Linked DNA regions of Homo sapiens: regions 1, 3 and 4 are each linked to region 2. The links are chromatin loops, found by intact Hi-C in ENCODE. Cell type or tissue: B cell. All regions are shown on one strand. Region 1 has its middle 13 kb from the start of CRB2. Region 2 overlaps STRBP (spermatid perinuclear RNA binding protein). Region 3 overlaps STRBP (spermatid perinuclear RNA binding protein). Region 4 overlaps STRBP (spermatid perinuclear RNA binding protein).

Region 1 (5,000 bases), 170 kb after region 2:
CCATCCCCACTTCAACCTCTCACTTATTATTTTTTGAGATGGAGTTTCATTCTTGTTGCCCAGGCTGGAGTGCAGTGGTGCAATCTCGGCTCACTGCAACCTCCGCCTCCTAGGTTCAAGCAATTCTCCTGCCTCAGCCTCCCAAGTAGCTGAGATTACAGGCACCACGCCTGGCTAATTTTTTGGTATGTGGTAGAGACAGGGTTTCACCATGTTGGTCAGGCTGGTCTTGAACTCCTGACCTCAGGTGATCCACCCGTCTTGGCCTCCCAAAGTGCTGGGATTACAGGCGTGAGCCACTTTGCCCGGCCTCAACCCCTCACTTATTTACTCATCTCTACTCTCATTCATTCATTCATCATTACACTCACTCGTTAATTAGCTTGTTAATTTATTTACTTGCTGTCTGGTGAATCACGGCTTCACTACTTGCTGCGACTTCGTTACCCCATCTGTGAAATGGGAATAATGACTGTATAGATTTCATAGGGTTGTGTTTACACCGCCCATGGTGAGCACATTATAAATGTTTGTTCTTATGATGATGAGTTATTCACAATACTTCCTAAGCACCAGATCTGTGCCTAGCGTCACGCGGGGCTCTGCGGTGACGGAGGTAAATGAGCTCTCAGCTCAGTGGGAGAGACAGATAAGACCACAGGTGGAGCTGGCATGGGCCTTGCCCATCACCTCCAGATTTCCTCCGATTGTTTTGTGGGCACATAGGGGAGTGTTAAGGGCAGGGGCTGTGGAGCCCTGCACCATGGAATTGTAGGCTGACCCTTTACTTACTAATGCTGCACTCTTGGGTGACAGATTTAACCCCTCTGACCTTGGTTTTCCATCTGCAAAGTGGGACCTGGCAGTAAACATCTTCCTGGATCTAGAGAGGATGCAATGAGATCATGTGTGACCCTTTCTGGGCACTGGGTCAGCTTGCAACAGGGCAGCAATTATTGTTATTGGTGCACGGTGGGAACCGGGTCTCCCCAGGGTGCCGTGAAGTCTCTGAGGGCCGGGACCCAGTTTCTCCTCCTTTTTCTCTCTTTGCTCCACCTTTCTGGGTCTGCCTACTGTTTTCCACCTCCAGCCGTATGCTCATGCCGTTCCCTCTTCCTGAAATAATCTTTCTCGTTATTTCTCCTAAAGCTCTAATATAGTTCTTGGAGGCTTCAGGCCCCAGCTGGGACGTCTCACAAAGTGAATCTGGGGTAGATTTTCAATAAACTCCTCACTTATATCCTGCTGCAGCCAAGCCCCCAGGACCCCATCTCCTTGGAGGAGCCAAGTAGGGTGGCTGCAGCCTCTGCAAGTGAGCTGACTCCTTTGGGGCATAATTCACACTTTCTCTTAGCCTCTGTCCCCCGAGGCCAAGCCTACATGGTCCATCTCTGCAGATTTTCTGCCCACGAGTTCCCTGGAATCCAGAGAACACTCCCAAGAGAGACAGTCCTTGTCACACCACTCATGATCTCCCAGGCTGCTTCTCCCCAGTGCTTAGCACATGGAGATGCATTCATTTCTTGTGAGCACGTTTATTGACTGTGTGGCTCCCCTGCCAGCCTGAACACTCCGCAAGGTCAGGCTCTGCCTCTGGTTCCCCACTCAGTCCCCAGCACCCAGCCCAGACCTGGTGCATAGAAGATGCTTGTCACAGAGATGCTGTGTGGGTGGATGGACAGATGCATGAAGAATCCGTGGTGTGGAGCACACGGGGAAGTGGCCTTTGTTCTTCCATATAGAACGGCAGAGGCTGGAAGACCAAGGATCAGAAATTCCAGAGGTGAGTTTCAGCTCTGTGAGCCCAGACAAGTGGGATCCCCTTTTGGGGGACTCGGTTTCCTTACCTGTGCCATGTCTGCATAATAGTGCCTACCTTATGGAGATGACTCTGAGCATCCAATGATAGGAACTGGGACACCCAGAAGGGAATGATGGCCTGCCAGAATTTGGGGCTGGATCAGTTGCACAGATTCATGTGCCACTCACTACCCTTCCCTGACACCCCTGCTGCCCTGGGCAAGACTTAGGAACTTGGTGACTAGCTAGTTCAGGTGACAGAGGGGCCTGGATGCTCCTTATGAGTCTCCCTTTGGGAGATGAGCCCCTGATTGAGCCTAGATCCTATAGAAATACAGTGTGGGCCAGAGGCCAAGTCATGCATGTCTCTGAGCCTTGGCCACTTTGTCTATAAAAGGCACCATAATATAGGATGAGTGTGGTGGCTTATGCCTGTAATCCTAGCACTCTGGGAGGCCAAGGTGGGAGGATCGCTTGAGCCCAGGAGTTTGAGAACAGCCTGGGCCACAGAGGGAGACTGTGTCTCTACAAAAAATAATAAAACTGATGATGTGTGGTGGCACATGCCTGTGGTCCCAGATACTTGGGAGGCTGAGGCAGGAGGGTCGCTTGAGCCTGGGAGTTAGAAGTTGCAGTGAGCTGTGATTGCACCACTGCACTCCAGCCTGGGTGACAGAGCAAGACCCTGTCTCAAAATAAATACAATATAACACAATAATAAAGCACTGAAATAAAATGAAATGGGTGATAATAGAACTCTACGGGTTGTCCCGAGGAAGCAGAGGGACCTGGAAGTAGATCCCATGGCTTGGTGCCCACAGCTATTAGGATTTTTCTTGTCAGTCGTGGTAGATTTTGGTTCTTCCATAAAGAGGAACCCATTTAGGTGTTTTTTAGAAATACCTCTCTGAATTGAGATTCCGTGACTCTGACTTCCTGGCTGACCGGGTGAGTCTGGCTCAGTTCTCAGTGTAAGCCACACCCCAGTCTTCTACCTCCCACGCAGCCTCTCTTCATTTTGTCTCAAATGGCCCTCTGCTTTCCATGGGAGGCCTGGGCTCAGTCTGGGACTAGGATCTGAGCTTAGACTGGGGTGGAAACTAGGCTCCGTCTGTAAGCAGTATTGAGGTTCAGTCTGCCTGGGAACGATGAGTCTGCGGATGACCTGGGTTGGGTCTCATTCAATGCCAGGATTGTCTGTGACAAGTATTTCAGCCTGCGTTCCTGGAAACAGATTCTGGACTGCACGTGTGTTTCTTGGGGCATGTCCTTGGGAGATCCACCTGGAAGGAAGGAGCAAGGCTGACTGGGCAGAAGGAGACTGACCCACCGTGAGGTTGCAACTGAGGTCCCTACGAGGACCCCTGGAGCTGACGATCCCCTAGGGTTTCCTAGTTGAGAAGGAGCCGTGCCTCTGCAGCCACACATGGGTCAGGCACTGGCCACAGGCTGTCCCTGGCATGGGGTATAACCCAGTGAGGTAACAGCAGTCCCAGCAGCTTGGCCCTGAAGAGGGGCTCTGGAGCACAGAGTAGTCCCCACAACCCACCCCAAAGCTCAGGCTCACACCAGTGTTTCAGTCAGACGCTGGATGTCCCCACAGGACAGGATCTTTGTCCCCAGCATCTAGCACAGGGCCTGGAGGGGCAGCACAAGCCTCAGCCTGCAAATGGAGGAAGAAGAGGAAGTGTGAAGTGGTGCCCTGTGCCGCATTGTGTGGGCCAGCTGCTCAGCCTCCCCCAGAGGTTCAGAGAGGGCTGGCCACCTGCCTAAGGTCACACAGCTGCTAAGGGCAGAGCCAGGATTGGAACCCAGGACTGGCTGAGTCCAGAGCTTATGGTCTCTCAGCCACATCAGACTGTGAGCTTATTAGAAAGCAAGGGCCGGGGGAAAGGAAAAGAGCTGCTCTTCCCAGTTCCCGGAGCAGGGCACTGGAGCGGGGCCCACCAACTCTGGCCACCTCTGGCCAACCTGCCAGGACCCATGCCCAGGGGAGGGAGCAGCATCTTGCGGGCGGGCAGCCTTTCTTGGGTAATGAGGCCCAGCCGGCAGTTTGCAGGCCTTACCATGTGAATAATTCATTTGCAACCAAGTCTGGGAATTAGAAACCGTTACTGGATGATTTATTTAACAGGGGCTGCTGCTGGGGAGAGGGGAGGAGGATTTTGAACTATAAAAGGGAAGTACATACCTTGTAGATAGATTCAGAGAGTCCCACAGACCTGGGTTTCAGTCCAGGTCTGCCTTCTACCAGCTGTGTGACCTTGAATAAGTGACTGGACCTCTCTGTGCCTCAGTTTTCTTTGTTGCAAAAAGGGGATAATAATAGAGTTGTTAAAAGGATTGAATGAGTTAGAATTTGGAGAGCACTTAGAATCATGCCTGGTTCATAGTAAGTGCTCAGTGTTTGTTGTATGAATACATGACAGCCTATATAGAATAGGAGCTTAATTGAGCATGTACTTTGTGACAGGCCCAGTTCTTTTTTTTTTTTTTTTTTGAGACGGAGTCTCGCTCTGACGCCAAGGCTGGAGTGCGGTGGTGTAATCTCGGCTCACTGCAAACTCTGCCTCCAGGGTTCACGCTGTTGCCTCAGCCTTCCGAGTAGCTGGGACTACAGGCACCCGCCACCACGCCTGGCTAATTTTTTGTATTTTTAGTAGAGACCGTGTTAGCCAGGATGATCTCGATCTCCTGACCTCGTGATCCACCCGCCTCGGGCTCCCAAAGTGCTGGGATTACAGGCGTGAGCCATGGCGCCTGGCCGGCAGGCCCTGTTCTAAGAGCTTAACATGCGTTATCTCATAGCACTCATGTAAATTGGATATTATTATTATTGCATCTATATTAGAGATGAGAAAATAGAAGCTCAAGCTGGAGCTCAGACAGCTAGTCCTGGCAAAGCAGGGATCTGAACCCAGCCAAGACTCCCTGACTGCAGGGCCCATGCAGTTAACCACATTCCCATATCACAGATCTGATGCACAGCCTAGCACAGACCTGGCTCTTATTTTAAGAAAAATGTCCCTGTCCCCGCTAAGCATTGCCACTTTCATCATGACATTTGATTCTATTAACAAACCCGACAGGTGGTCAGGGAGCATGTGGTCTCTCTCAGCTGAGGAAGCTGAGGCTCAGAGAAGGACGTGAATCGTTCAATGTCCCACAGCCCCAGATGAAAGCCAGGCCTCCCTGAGGCC
Region 2 (5,000 bases):
AGCTTTATTGCATGTTTAATACATAAAGCTATGTTCCACTCTCCTTCCTCCAAATGATCACAAAAGGATTTTTTTAAAAGGGAGGGAAAGGTAAATAGATTCAACCCTATAAAAGACCAGAAAACATTTCTCCATCAAAATTGAAAGTGGAAAAGCCAAGTATGTTCTGTCACTTTAAAAACCATATATTAAGACAAAATGATAACATAGTGCCCCCAAAATTAATACAGGAGAATGTGCCAATCAGTAAAATAAATCTGAGTGTCAAGAATGGTACTAAAAAATCAGAGATGGTTTTGAGGGTCAGCTAGTGAATATGAAAGAAAATGATCTAGTAACAAAGCTAAGAAAAACAAACTTAGAATTCATACATCTTGAAAAAAAGACCCCTTTTAAAAGATATACAAATAAAAGAAACTAAATTTTAAAAAGTGAGTGGTGGTGGGGAGCATTCAACAATTCACAAGTTTGGACTTAGAGGCCAACATCTATTTCTGTGGCATTGATATGAAGACAAACTAATATAAAATTATCAAAAGCTGTAATTTAATTGGACCACAGACAATATGCATCTGAAACTGAAGATGATCACAGACTCCCAATCAGTGATGCAATGAGTCCTTGGGGTAGGCTGGCAGGGCAGGTCCTAGAATGACCAGAACCCCAGAATGGTTACCTTCATCCCTGAGGAGCCTTCAGCCTTCAGCAGCATCCTCCAGGGAACATGCCAGCATCATATTTTTCTAAATGCATCCCAGTGTAAAAAAGGTTTGGAGACAAGAAATAAACAGTAATTTCCATTAACAGAACAAAGAGGTGGCAAATTAACTGAGTCTTCAGTTTTAAAAATTACTATCTATGAAAGTCTCTCGTTGATAAGAAAGTCTCTTAGTCGCTAGAAAGTATCTAGGCTGTTTTCAATCTTCCAATTCTTTTCTGCAGTATACCAACCCTTCCAAGAACTTTATAATGGTGAGACCTAGCCTGGAAAAAATGAAGATTCTCAGCAAGATACAACGGAAAAGTTTAAGATGGTACCTTAATGGCCATCTTAATTTGGTAAATATATCCTGAGTACAAATCACCAGAAGTTTGCTTTAACTGTGATGAATTAGTCATTGACCCAGAGTAGCAGTACTCATTTTGTCTGTGTCTATCCTATTAGCTATTAGCAATTCTGGTTAATAATTTTTTCAAAGTCACTACCTATTTCACCTTTTTACAAATTCGCCTAGAGGTGCAGTTAAACTGTACTCACCTGAATCTGAATAGGAAGATTATCTTTGACTGTATTTAACAGGGTCTCTGTGGGTTTGTCTTTGCACATTAAAACCAGCTCCAAGTCCATATCATCTTTAATCAGCAAGCCTTTTGCAACCAGGCCAATCCTCATTACACCACACAATGTCCGACCACCTTGATCCCTAAAAATAAAAGTCTGCATGATTACTTTCACAACCTATTTCCCAAACTATAACTTAATCATCACTTGGCTTCCTGAATACTCTTACAAACTGATAAGGGAGTATGTAAATCCAGACATCCAAGTATCCACAAAATTAAGCCTCAGATTTGAGGCTTATAAAGTATCTATCTTCCCTCAAGGAGTCAATGGGGAACGTATTTCATACTACAGATCTTGTAATTCTTTACTACATTTATATTGCTTAAGAAAACTCAAAAATACTGTATTCTCTTAAATATTTTTTCAAATTGTTCTTTTAAATTTCCTTCTGGCCAGGTGCAGTGGCTCATGCCTGTAATCCCAACACTTTGGGAGGTCAAGGCAGGAGGATCATTTGAGCCCAGTAGTTCAAGACCAACCTGGGCAACACAGTAACACCCTGTTGCCACAAAAAATGTAAAACAATTAGCCAGGTGTAGTGGCATGCACCTGTAGTGCCAGCTATTCAAGAAGCAATGGAGAGAGGATTGTTTGAGCCCAGGAGGTTGAGGCTGCACTGAACCATGTTTGCACCACTGCACTCCAGCGTGGGTGACAGAATGAGACCCTGTCTCAAAAAATAAAAATAAACTTCCTTCTGTGTTAGTAGTAATTAGGCAATTTGTGAGGAACATGAATACCACTGTATATTGGGAAAGAACATCAGCACAGAAATCTAAAAGACCTGGATTCTACTCGTAGTGCCTGCTGACTCAGTATCCACAACAGTAAAATGACTATTGGCTAGATGAGCTAAAGTTCCTCCCAACTATATCATTCTAAAGTGCCTCCCTTTCTATATCAGCTTATGGGGAAAGCAGAAAAATGTGATAAAAGTATAGAGCTAAGGAAGGAAAGATAAACTGCCAGCATATGCATTCCAAATCCAGGAGTAGCTAAAAGAGCAAACACTCAAAGAAATCAAGTCATAAATGGTGCATAAGAAAGGTGCTCATCTATCCTTGATTTTAATTCTAAAAGTTTCTTATTGGTTCATTTCCCTTAATCACAAATGAAAATAGTAACTAAGTTTAACCGTCTTTCAACAAATAAGCAAGTGTTTGGGTATGGCAAACATATTTACAGGAGTTACAGTCTCTCCTGCTCCTGAGGCTTACTCTGTAGTTAAGCAACAAAAGCAGTAACAGTTTAAGTGCCCTATTTAAAAGGGGAAGAGAAAGTAACATCTGAGCACAAACAGGTGTCACATATTCTCATTTAAATCTCACCACAAGCCTCCATTTGCAAGACAAGAAATGTGAGCCTCAGAAAAGTTAATTGTTCAAGTTCACCAAGAAAGTAAAATGGCAAAGCCTAAATTCAAACCTAAGTTGTTTTGACCACAACATTCAGGTCCCTTACATTATATGATTGCTTCCCAAGTTCAGAAAAGGGAGAGGTCAAAATTAGAGATGTCAAGCAAGGCAAACTGAAAGTCTGACTTCAGCAGAATCTTGATCTACCTAGATGGGAAACAGTCATTCTAGCTATAAGCAAAGAATCAGCAGAGTTGGGCAAGAATCAGCAGAGTTGAGAATAAAATGGAAAGGGAGAAGGAAGAGAAACAAATTGTGGCAGTGGAAACTAGAAAGGAAGATAAATAATCCAGCCATGGGTTCAGTGCCTGGCACACTTATAGAGATTCAATAAACATTAAATCAATGAAAAATGTTAAAGGTGGTATAAATATAGAAATAAAAAGCATTTTAAAGCAGGTGACCAAGTGTAGGCAATTGTCTGATATTAACAATAGAGAATCAGTCATCTTTGATTTCTTCTTCCTCTGTATCCTTGTCCTCTCATTCTTCCAAGTCTAATATTGTAATGGTTTATAAATTATCCCTCTATAATCACCATCAAACTTGCAAACCAGTTTCTTCAGGCTTTTATTACCTCTCACGTAGACCACCTCAATAACCTCCTCCTTACTGGCCTTTCTGACCTCTGTCATCTCCAAAGTACTGTATACAGCAACCAGAATAATCTTCCAAAGGCGCTGATTGGATAACACTCTACCTACTAATTCATTGGTGTCCCACTGAACACTTGGACACTTACCATATTGGAAAGCAATTTAGAAAATGACATCGCTTCCTGGTTCAAATCCTGGCTCTGCTACTTACTGTGTGACATTGGACAAATTTCAAATAACTTGACTTCTTTTGAGCCTGCTTCCTCATTTGTAAAACAGGAATAATACCTTTCTCACAGAGTGGTAGTGAGAATATATGTTAACAAACTTTGGCCAGAGCCCAACAGATATTAACAGCTCAATAAACAACAGTTATTATTCCTTAAACAGTTCTATACTTTCTCATACCTAGATCGGTGCTGAGATTTATTTTTTTCTTTCACTTTCACCACATGCCAAAACCCTACCCCTATCCATCCTCTGAGCCTATTCCAAGTGCTACCTCCTTCATGGAGCTTTTGCAGATTTCCAGAACCAGCACATCATCGTCTCTCCCTGCTCTGTACTTTCACATGTTATTCACAGGAAACTGAAGAATAGATGCTAAGAAAACTGGATCTGGAGTCAGAGAAACTTCAATATGAGTCCTGGTTCAACCACACATATTTACTAAGTAGCCTTAAGCAAGTTAAAGTTTGTTAATGATTCTGAGTCACTCTTTTTTTTATAAGCAAGTTTGGAGCACAGGAAATTTCACAAGTAAAACAGGAGTGGAGAAAGGAAGATAATAATATTAGAGACTGGTAGATTTGCTGCAAGATAGTAGGAAAAGTATGTGGTACAATAGTTGGCACTCAATAAACAGTAGCTGTTATTAGCTCAGTTATTAAATTCTAAACCATAATTATGATATACTTGGTCTTATCAGCCCACAGGTAGAAGACAGCATGATTGAGCAAAAAATCAATTCCTAATTCAAACAGTTCTGAATTTCAATTTAAAAATTGGAACATAGCAGTTATTGTAAAGCAAGCAACCCAATGTATTTGAATTTACTATATGTGAATTTAAAATTAAAAACAGAATTCTAATATTCCTAATAATACATATTGTAGGACCTTGTATAAGTTATTTGACTTTTGAATCCATTTTGAAAAAGGTAAAGCATTAAGTTAAATTAAGACAGCATAGGTAAAAGCTGCCTAACCGTGCCTGGCAATGGAAAATGCTTAATTGCTTAATAAATACAAGCTACCCCCCACCCATCTCTGTGTCCTTCAGAGTGGTTAACACTCACCAGGTGCACAATATATGTTTATTACCAGAACACAACTCTGTCCTTGGAATACATGCCAGCCTCTGATATAAGAATAGAATCTCATTCTGCACTCCTTGAGTTCCACCACATGGGAAGGATCATAGGCAAGGGCTCACCCAGGGACTGTTCCACAAAACGGAAAGACTGTACATAGACAACCAAGAGCATCCACACACAGAAGTATAAAATCCAGGCCTGGCATGGTGGCTCATGTCTGTAATCCCAGCACTTTGGGAGGCCAAGGCAGGATAGCTTGAGGTCAGGAATTCGAGACCAAATTCGGCAATGCAGCAAGACTCTGTCTCTCCAAACGAAATTCTTTTTTT
Region 3 (5,000 bases), 50 kb after region 2:
TTCTCTTATGAAATCTACCAAATTTTAGGAATCACAATCTACTTTTACAATATGATCCAAAAATTGTGCTTAAGTATTTACCCAGTTGACCTGCACAGGAACGTTTATGACAGCTTTATTTATAATCATCAGAACTGGAAGCAAAAAAGATGTCTTTCGAGGTGAATACCAAAAAAAAAAGGCAAATGATAGCAATATTATTCAGTGATTTAATGGAGTTCACCATCAAAGCATAAAAAAGACATGAAGGAAGCTCAGATAGATAGATGATAGATAGATAGATAGATAGATAGATAGATAGATAGATAGATAGATAAAAATGAGCTCATCTAAAAAAAGCTATGTAATATATTATTCCAACTATATGACATTCCAGAAAGGGCAGAACTAAAGACAATAAAAATATCAATAGTTGCCAAGATTTCTGGAGAAAGAGGACAGAGGTTAATAAGTGGAAACGGGATTTTTAAAGCATGAAAGTATTCTTTATGAGACCATAATGGTAACCATAACATTATAAATATTTCAAAATTCACAGAACTGTATAACAGAATGAACATTATGCAAATTATACTTTAAATAATAACATATCAATATTTGCTCATTAATTTTAGCAAACGTGCCAACAGTAATGTAAGATGTTAAAAATAGGTGGAATTATGAGGTGGGAGTGAGGGGATAGAATGATATGAAAACTTTTTGTATTACATGCTCAATTTTTATGTCAATCTAAAACTCTCCAGTTAAAGAAATACATTAGTTTTTAAAATAATAATATAGTACCACTGTTTCAGGGAGATCTCTTCATACTAATGTTCAACAATCAGGTAATATCTAGACATTATGAGCTCAAAACATTATTATTAAATGTGAAGCAAAATTGGAAAAAAGAAACACAAAAGCATGAGTTCATATAGATAATTCCAATTCAACGTTACAATTTTTTTTTATGAACCTCTTGGATTTTTTTCCTCTTCCACTAAAAATCTTGATTCTTAGTATTTATTTATATTCATATATGTGCTTTATAATTAACAGAAATTACAGGGAACAGTTCAACATTTCTTTGCGGGATAAGCTCTCAGAGGCAAGAAGCCACTTTATTAATGGTTTATTTTTTACTTCTGACACAGGCAGAACCAAAGGTGCTAGAGTAGAGCAACAAAGTAGAAGCAAAGAAGAGTACGCAAGGTGCTCCAGAGATGCTATAGTTAGAAAAATTCCACATGGATTTACACTGGCAGAATTACACTTCACAACATGTTTCAAAATTCCGAGTTCCACAAAATTCAAATGCCACAAAACAAAATACACAGTGAATAAAAAAGAAAACATCTACTCATATTTATATATTAGCTCTAATCTTTACAAGGTGGAGCCCCATTTTATAAAGAAACTAAAAACTAAGAGATTAAGCTAACCAAATTCACACCCACTCATGCCTTGTCTAATCTTGTCTCCAATCATGGGCCCAAATCTTTTTTGTAACTATTTCCTAACAGCTGGACACACCTGTAACAAAAACACAATTCTTCACTCACAGAACAAAACAGCTTTCATTAACTCTCTCGCAGTTCAGGAACTAAACAGGGCTACCTATTACCTCCTGAATCAGATTTCACCTGACTTAATTCAATCCTATCACCCATTGTTCCCATCACTTCTAATTCCAGTCAGACCAGTGAGTTCTCTGTTCTAAAAAATGCCAAGATAATTCCCACCCACAGACATACTCACGATTCATCTTTTCACGCAACTTTCACGGAGCATTTACTACGTGTTCTAGGCCTGTACTCGATACTAAGAGGAGAAAGACAAAACAAGAAATCCCACCTCAAAGAGTTAATAACATTATAGGAAAGAGATACTTGTAACTGATTAGGTAGACTCAAACAAGTACTATACTGGGGTACAAAGTCCTATTGAAAACAGAGGAAGATGTCAAAAAGAAGTGACCAATTGGAACTTACATGTACTGCTGGTAGTAGTGGAAAGTGAAAAAAAGATACTTAAAACTTTTCAGCAGACTCTCCTAAAGCTGAACATACACAGAACCCATGACCCATTAGTTTCACTCCATGTTACATACCTAGAGAAACATATATATTTAAACCAGAGGACGTGCAAATATGTTCATAGCAGTACTTACTTGCATTAGTCAAAAACTGGAAATAGCCTATGTGTCCATCAATAGTACAATGGATAGTGTTATACTCACACAATGAAACAATATGAAATCAACAAAAAATGAAGTCCACAAATATTGAAAGAAATGCTGAAAGAAAGAAACCATACACACACAATTTTGATTACATAAAGTTTGAAAACAGGCAAAACTAGTCAAAACCAGTGATTCAGTGGTGGAGTGGGGAGTGTGCAGTGATGAAGATGAGGACACGGGAGAAGTTTCTGGGTGCTGGCAACGTTCTATTTCTTCTGGGTACCGGTTATAAGGATGAATTCACTTCAAGAAAATTCATCAAGCTATACACACTTATGATTTATGTAGTTTGTTTTACACTTTAACAAAAATTTTACTTACAAAAGACAGATGGGGAAAAAGGAAAACAGAAAAGTAAACTAGCATTTATATTCTAGTAAGTTCCTAGACACCATGGAAATTATTCTATCTAATCACAGCCACCTCTGGAGGTTGTGGTATACACGTGTTATTTCCTTTTTCAGCCCCACATCTGAATCCTCTTTCCTATGTTTGGGGAATCCCCCACCTTATGAGGCAGCGCCTACCTCCAGATGGTGATTCAAAAGCAAATGACTCAAAGAAGCTGGGTCCTCAGAAAATCTATTCTGGCAAGTGAAAGCAGCAAGCACAGCAGCTTCATCCAGTTTCCAGAGACAGTAATTCTACCTACAGTGTCTAGCACCCCCTGATGGTATTGGCGATTCAACCTCGTCTGTGCCTAGAATCTTGTTCCTGGATGCTAACTTCTCAGCCTATTTCTCCAGCCCTCCAAGAGATTCTGTGAGCCACCTAACACCCTGTTCATAAGTTCCTTTCCCAGACTCAATTTCTGTTGCTCACAACTAAAAGTCTTGACTATTACCCCATTTGATAAATGTGAAAAAAAGCTAATAACTTTGAAAAACAGTTTGGTGGTTTTTTATAAAGTTAAATTCACTTATCATACAATCCAGCGCTCCCACACCCAAGGTATTTGCCCAACAGAAATGAAAATGTTTATAGCAAATTTACTCATAATGGCCAAAAACTAGAAATAACCCCAAAATCCATCAACTGGTAAATGAATAAACTGTGGTAAATCCATACACTGGAATACTTCTGGGCAATAAAAAGAAATGCACTCCTGATACATGCAATTACACAGATGCATCTCGAAAGCACAGAGGCTAAATGAAAGAGGTTTGACTAAAAATGAGTCACACTTAAGAAATCAGATCAATGGTTTCCAGGAGCAGGAGGTGAAGAGAGGGAACTGACTACATGGCACTGAAAGGAACGTTTTGTAGTAATGGATATATCTTGATGGTGGTTACATGACTAAGTCTGTCAAAATTCATAGAACCGTATATTCAAAAAAAATGTATTTTACTATATTCAAAGTATACGTCAATAAAAATGACTTTTTTATTATTAAAAGGGACTCAAGAATGGCCAGAAATCTTCCTCAAGGTCACATATATACTAAGCAGATTCAAACTCAGGTTCTAATTCAGATGCCATGCCTTGAAGGTTAAAGAGATCTTGCTAAAGGCACAGAAAAGAGAAGATTGGGAAAGATAAGGGAAACTAAGTTGTCCTTTTCTCCCCAAAACCTAATCAAAATTTTTCAAGGCCTGCCTCAGACCCCCACCTCTGCCATACAGCCATCCATTTACTTATTCCACAAATATATCTTGAATGGTTACTATGTGCCACGCACTGTGACACTTTAGGTTACATCTGTAAACAAAACAGAAATCCCTGCCCTCATGGAGCTTCAGCTTAGCGGTGTTGGGGAGTGAGGGGGTGGCGGGGTGGGGAGGAAGAGCAATGTATCACTGTCTCAGTCCATTTTATGCTATTATAACAGAATACCACAGATTTGGTAATTTATAATGAATAAAAATATATTTGGCTCATGGTTCTAGAGTCTTGGAAATCCAAGACTAAGGGGCCACATCTGGTGAGAGCTTTCTTGCCACGTCATAACATGGTGGAAGGCATCACATGAGCGAGAGAAAGAGATCTAATTCACAGCCTCAAGTTCTTTTATAATCAGCATTAATCCATTCGTGAGAGTAAATTCCTCATGATCTAAACACCTCCTACTAGGTCTCACCTCCCCAAGTTGCTGCGGGGATTAAGTTTCCAACACATGCTTTTTGGGAGACGCATTCAAACCACGGCAATCATAAACATAAGTCAATAATGTACTCAATCAATGTTAAATGTTATGCAAAAATTTAAAAGAGGAGAATCCAGAATGTAGGAGGAGCAAGTTACATAATTAAAGGTAACCAGGGTAAGCTTACTGAATATGGTGAGCTTTGAGGAGATCTGAAAATGGTAAAGAACATTTCCAACAGAAAGAACATCAAGTGCAAAGGCCCTGAGTCTAACACACACCTGTTTGAAGAAGAGCAAGGAGGTGAATGCAGTAAGCCAAAGGATAACAACAACAGATGTGGTCAGAGAGGTAACAGGGTCAGATGAAGTAGGGCCTAGTTTGGCTGTTACTGAGTGAAACAGGGAGGCAATGCAGGGTTTTGAGCAGAAAATGCATATGATCTGACATATTTATTGTTTTCTCTTTTTTTTTTTTTCTTTTTTTTTTTTTTTTGAGATAGAGTCTCACTCTGTCGCTCAGGCTGGAGTGCAGTGGTGCAATCTTGGCTCACTGCAACCTCCGCCTCCCAGGTTCAAGCTGTTCTTGAGCCTCAGCCTCCCAAGTAGCTGGGATTACAGGTATGCACCCCACACCTGGCTAATTTTTGTATTTTTAGTAGAGACAAGGTTTCACCATGTTGGCCAGGCTGGT
Region 4 (5,000 bases), 60 kb after region 2:
GAGGCGGAGGTTGCAGTGAGCCGAAATCACACCACTGCACTCCAGCCTGGGTGACAGAGTAAGACTCCATCTCAAGAAAAAAGAAACAAAAAAACCTTAGCCGACAATTTCTCCAGGAAGCTGACCCTGCCCCTATTCCATCTATTTCTATAGCCTGTTCTTGTCTGCACCAGTATTTATCACATTGTAGTTATAAACCATTTTCAGTGTCAGCCCAGGTTACAACAGCCCCATACTTGTTCTGGGAATTGTCTCTTCCATCCCTCCTACTTCATTCCATTCACAAAAGTGAGCTTCCAACAGCTCAGCCCTCAGGCAAGCTGAACCAGGGTGGGGCCAGATTCTACCTCCCAGGAATTTGGAATGAAATTAACAGAGAAAACTGGTATGTCTATGTGGCTGAGAATTGTTAGATGTAAAATAAAAGCTCTACGGACAGCCATGTTCTACCATTTGTACTAAAAAGAGAAAAAAGTACATCTTCGAAGAAAAAGAACGAAATGGGCAGAGTTAGGAAAAAACAGTCCTGTGAGCCTTCTGGTTCTTGGTTCCAGCCCTTCCCAAAGCCCCACTGAATTCCTGCCCTCAGGTTCTGTAAGGAAGACCGATTATCTGTAGAAGACAGCTGATTCTTATTTGCAACTAAAAGCTCCAAATAAAACACTACGTTTTTAGACATCTCTTCTATTTATCCTACTAGCACCATGAAGGCAGAAACTGTGTCTTACTCATCTCTCTATCTGCAAGACTAGCAAAGACCCTGAAAAATGCCAGATGCTCAATTAATGACTGTCATCCATGGCACACTAACAGTTATACATTTTTATGTATGTAAATTTTTTCCTCCTTTTTAAAGACAGGGTCTTGCTTTGTCATCTATGCTGGGAGTGCAGTGGCGTGAACATAGCTCATGGCAGCCTAGTACTCCTGGGCTCAAGTGATCCTCTCACATCAGCTTCCCAAGTAGCTGGACTACAGGCGCATACCACCACATCTGGCTAATTTCTTTATTTTTTTAGAGATGGGGGGGTCTCACTACGTTGCCCAGGCTAGTCTCAAACCCCTGGCCTCAAACAATCCTCCCGCATCAGCTTCCCAAGAGTCATTAGGGTTACAGGCCTGAGCCCCTATGCCAGGCTTATGTATATAAATTTGAACTTTAAGAAGTGTTAACAAGTATCAAACTCCAGCTAATTATATGTATGTCAAAATGTTTAGGGGTAAACTGTAAGGATGTCTGCAGCTTATTTTGAAATGAAGCAAAAAGTAAGATGTAATGAAGGTTAAATAGTGGAGTGAATAGATGCATAGATGTAAGATACAGTTAATGAAAGATAATGTTAATTGCAGAATATAGGCTGCACTAATTGCAGAATATATGGAGGTTCACTATACAACTCTTCCAACTTTTTGCATGTTTAAGCTTTTTCATAATAAAATGTTTGGAGAAAAATGTAACAGCAATACATCTGCATTGATTTACATGGGAAAGTCTACATAAATAAACATGCTCATGTTAGCTCATTTCACTGCCCTCTGCCATGAAATGGGAATTCAAAGAACTTTAATAATAGGTGACTCTCCTTTCATTGCACAGTACATTTTCAAAGTGTTTTGTCTTTTCAGTTCACATGCTTCTTTTAAAGTGACAACAGCAAGGCACAATTAAAATGTAAAACTAGGCCGGGCGCGGTGGCTCACGCCTGTAATACCAGCACTTTGGGAGGCCAAGGCGGGCAGATCACGAGGTCAGGAGATTGAGACCATCCTGGCTAATACGGTGAAATCCCGTCTCTATTAAAAATACAAAAAAATTAGCCAGGCGTGGTGGCGGGCGCCTGTAGTCCCAGCTACTCAGGAGGCTGAGGCAGGAGAATGGCATGAACCCGGGAGGCAGAGTTTGTGGTGAGCAGAGATCACACCACTGCACTCCAGCCTGGGCGACAGAGCGAGACGCCGTGTCAAAAAAAAAAAAAAAAAAAGAAGTAAAACTAAATACTTCTAATTTCATGTCTCCTTTAAAACTAGTTTTGGAAAACATTAAAATTAGATAGGCTAATTCAAACCAGTTTTCTGTTACCAAGACTATTCAGAAGACAAAAAAAAAAAAGAGCTGGCAACTTTAATACTGTTAAGTTTCTCTTCACAAGACAGAAAAAACTGAGAATCACAGACTGTTAAAACTGGTCAAAAAGACTAATACTGTACAGGATCCTTACTTCCCAAAAAGAAAACTAAGACCCAAAGAGATAAAATATCCTGCCCAAGACCACCAAGTAACTTTGTAGCAAGGCTCAGACTCAAAACCTGGACTTATCACTAAAAATCTAGTGTTCTTCCCATCCTAGTTGGTAGTCTTAAATCCTGTTTTGTTTTGTTTTTTCAAAAGTAATAGTATATAAAGTGCCTAGTCTCAGCATAAACATTTTGTATTTGTTCAGGCCGAGCGAGGTGGCTGATGCCTGTAATCCCAGCACATTGGGAAGTTGAGGGAAGCAGATCACTTGAGGTCAGGAGTTCAAGACCAGCCTGGCCAAGATGGTAAAACCCTACCTCTACTAAAAATACAAAAATTAGCCAGGCATGGGGGTGCACACCTGTTATCCCAGCTACTTGGGAGGCCAAGGCAGGAGACTCGCTTGAACCTGGGAGGCAGAGGTCGCAGTCAGCTGAGCCTGGGCAACACAGACTCCATCTCAAAAAATAAAAAAAAAGTTTAAAAAAATTTTTTTTGTATCTGTTCAACTGGCTTTTTTTTTGGGGGGGGGGGGTACTGGGTATTCAGGTTATAAATACAAGTGAACACCGGAAACACATTACAACCAGTATTCAAATGACATACCTTATGTAACCACTGAAACTGAACTTCACTAAAATGACCTGAAAGTGTTTTTCCATCAATTTAGGCAAATAAAGAGGCAATGACAGAATTTTAACAACACACTTGCCAGCATTCCTTGTCTGTGGTAGAAGGCCAAAATTTTGCATGTAACTTTTCTAAAAAGTAGGTAACACAAAGCTACAGAAGTTGAAGGATAAGCCTTTTTTAATTTAGGTTTTTTTTTTTCATTTTGCAAATAAATCAATATGTGTATGTTAAAATAATGGATTACAGAGATACAGATAACTGTATCCTTGCAAAACCACTGAAAGAATGCTAGTCCCAGTTAGACTTCACTGAATTTATGATACAACCACTTTTATTTCTATTGTGATTGTCAGACAACTGAAAATCTAATTAAAATCTGTATGAACTAAGAGCAACTTCAGGAAAAAAAAAAAAAAAAAAGTTATCCCAAAGACAACTGAAAATCTAAGTAGAATCTGGATGAAGAGACAAGTTCAGCAAAAAAAAAAAAAAAAAAAAAAAAAAAAAAAAGTTATCCCAGAGAGCTATTGGTTGGTCATTAACCACATGCAAAAAGAATGGCACTCTTTGTCTGATCTCTTCCCTTTCATAGCAAAACTGAAGCTGTAAAGAATGTCTAAAGGGTAGTCTATGGAAAATTAAATTGAAGTCATGTTATTTCTATCTATTAAAATTCAGCTATACTAAAGTCACTTCTGAAATGATTTAGGAATAGAGCGCTCAGCAAAATAAACTTCCAAGAAAAATAATCAAAAATAAGAACACCAGAATGAGTTTGCTACCTGTTCTATTAAAATAGGAATGTGTAAAAGGCTCCATCTTACTTTCTGATTAATAATCCATCTGCACAAATACTTAATATGTGTCATAGTCCACAGCTTCCAATCTCTAAATCAGATTACCACAAACTCTACAACTTAACATGCACTAGCAAGAACATTTCAACACACTTTGAATACAAAAATACTCAAAATACTGAGGAATGGTACCTTACCTTCTAGTGTCAGCAAGGAGAAAGGACTCCTCCAGCTGCTCTAAAGTAGAAAATGTTCCCAATTTCTTGAGTACCATATAGTATAAAGTGGTTTTATCACATAGTACAGCAAAATTATTGGTGAAATTATATGAACACTGTATTTCACAATACATGCTACTTACTAAGAAAAAAACATTAAGTGCCCCAATATTTAATTTCTATTTTTATTTCCTATTTTATTTCTATTTCATTTGCTCATTTTACATGTCACTTTACCGTAAGCAAGTCTATAAAAGTATAATTTTTAAAGAGAGTAAAATCTCTGCTACCCGGTATTACATAAACTGACATATCTAAAACATGGCGTCATTTGTGAACATCATGATGACAGTGAGGCAATACAAGTTCTTAACGTACTTTCTGAATCTTCAAAATGACATCAAATTATCAATAATTCTCATCAAATGATAGTAATTTGCCAGCATAGTATATTGGACATTGGTGATATTAGACACCCTAAGAAAGGATACAAGAGTAGTGACCACAGTAAATATAAAAATTGAATAGGATTTTCTAAAAAAAAAAAAAAAAGTGTGTCATACAAACTTCACTGACTCTGGAGCCATGATGTCTGGATTTAAGTCCCAGCTCTTCAACTTTCTAGCTGGTTTCATTCAATGTTTAACCACCTATGTCTCGATTTTCTCCTTTACGAAGGGAATACCATCACTTACTTTATCTACTTACCTTTATAAGAAGCAACAGTTGAGGCCAGGCACAGTGGCTCGTGCCTGTAATCCCAGCACCTTGGGAGGCTGAGGCAGGCGGATCACTTGCGTTCAGGAGTTCGAGACCAGCCAGGTCAACATGGCAAAACCCCGTCTCTACTAAAAATACAAAAATTAGCTGGGCGTGGTGGCGCACACCTGTAATTCCAGCTACTCGGGAGGCTGAGGCAGGAGAATCACTTGAACCCAGGAGGCAGAGGTTGTAGTACAGAGCCGAGATTGAGCCTCTGCACTCCAGCCTGGGCAACAGAGCCAGACTCCATCTCAATAACAACAACAAAAAAGCAAGAGTTGAATGTGTGTAATAATACTTTGCAAACCACAGCAGTGAGCTATTCTAACATTCCTACTGAAATCTACAGTGTTA

Evidence for each region. Hi-C counts contacts between places; a loop is a spot of excess contacts. Peaks named below come from ENCODE experiments on the same cell type or tissue, not always from the same donor. Only the 100,000 strongest peaks of a DNase experiment are listed, where the experiment ranks them.
Region 1: a loop joins it to region 2, with 8 times the contacts of the local background. A loop is called at or near these places in 4 of 110 quality-filtered maps.
Region 3: a loop joins it to region 2, with 5 times the contacts of the local background. A loop is called at or near these places in 4 of 110 quality-filtered maps.
Region 4: a loop joins it to region 2, with 4 times the contacts of the local background. A loop is called at or near these places in 4 of 110 quality-filtered maps.

Annotation. Positions count from the first base shown.
Region 1 is chr9:123,340,815-123,345,814 of GRCh38, forward strand. No RefSeq gene overlaps it. Among named protein-coding and RNA genes, the nearest start is that of CRB2, 13 kb to the right of the region's middle. RefSeq lists an enhancer at 2,878-2,937. In B cell, no CTCF peak of the experiment used is centred here; DNase peaks (open chromatin) are centred at 2,757 and 3,447; H3K4me3 peaks cover 624 bases; H3K27ac peaks cover 4,690 bases.
Region 2 is chr9:123,172,419-123,177,418 of GRCh38, forward strand. STRBP (spermatid perinuclear RNA binding protein) reads right to left here. Exons shown (of 19, transcript NM_018387.5): 5 at 1,259-1,424. Among named protein-coding and RNA genes, the nearest start is that of MIR600HG, 59 kb to the left of the region's middle. RefSeq lists enhancers at 2,376-3,087, 3,808-3,867. In B cell, no CTCF peak of the experiment used is centred here; DNase peaks (open chromatin) are centred at 2,633 and 3,633; H3K4me3 peaks cover 2,299 bases; H3K27ac peaks cover 5,000 bases.
Region 3 is chr9:123,222,782-123,227,781 of GRCh38, forward strand. The region is part of intron 2 of STRBP (spermatid perinuclear RNA binding protein); the gene reads right to left. Among named protein-coding and RNA genes, the nearest start is that of STRBP, 43 kb to the right of the region's middle. In B cell, a CTCF peak has its summit at 2,899 (motif pointing left); a DNase peak (open chromatin) is centred at 2,780; H3K27ac peaks cover 3,620 bases.
Region 4 is chr9:123,232,238-123,237,237 of GRCh38, forward strand. It overlaps STRBP (spermatid perinuclear RNA binding protein), which reads right to left. Exons shown (of 19, transcript NM_018387.5): 2 at 4,593-4,729. Among named protein-coding and RNA genes, the nearest start is that of STRBP, 34 kb to the right of the region's middle. RefSeq lists an enhancer at 1,658-1,737. In B cell, no CTCF peak of the experiment used is centred here; DNase peaks (open chromatin) are centred at 2,064, 2,424 and 2,774; H3K4me3 peaks cover 1,663 bases; H3K27ac peaks cover 3,870 bases.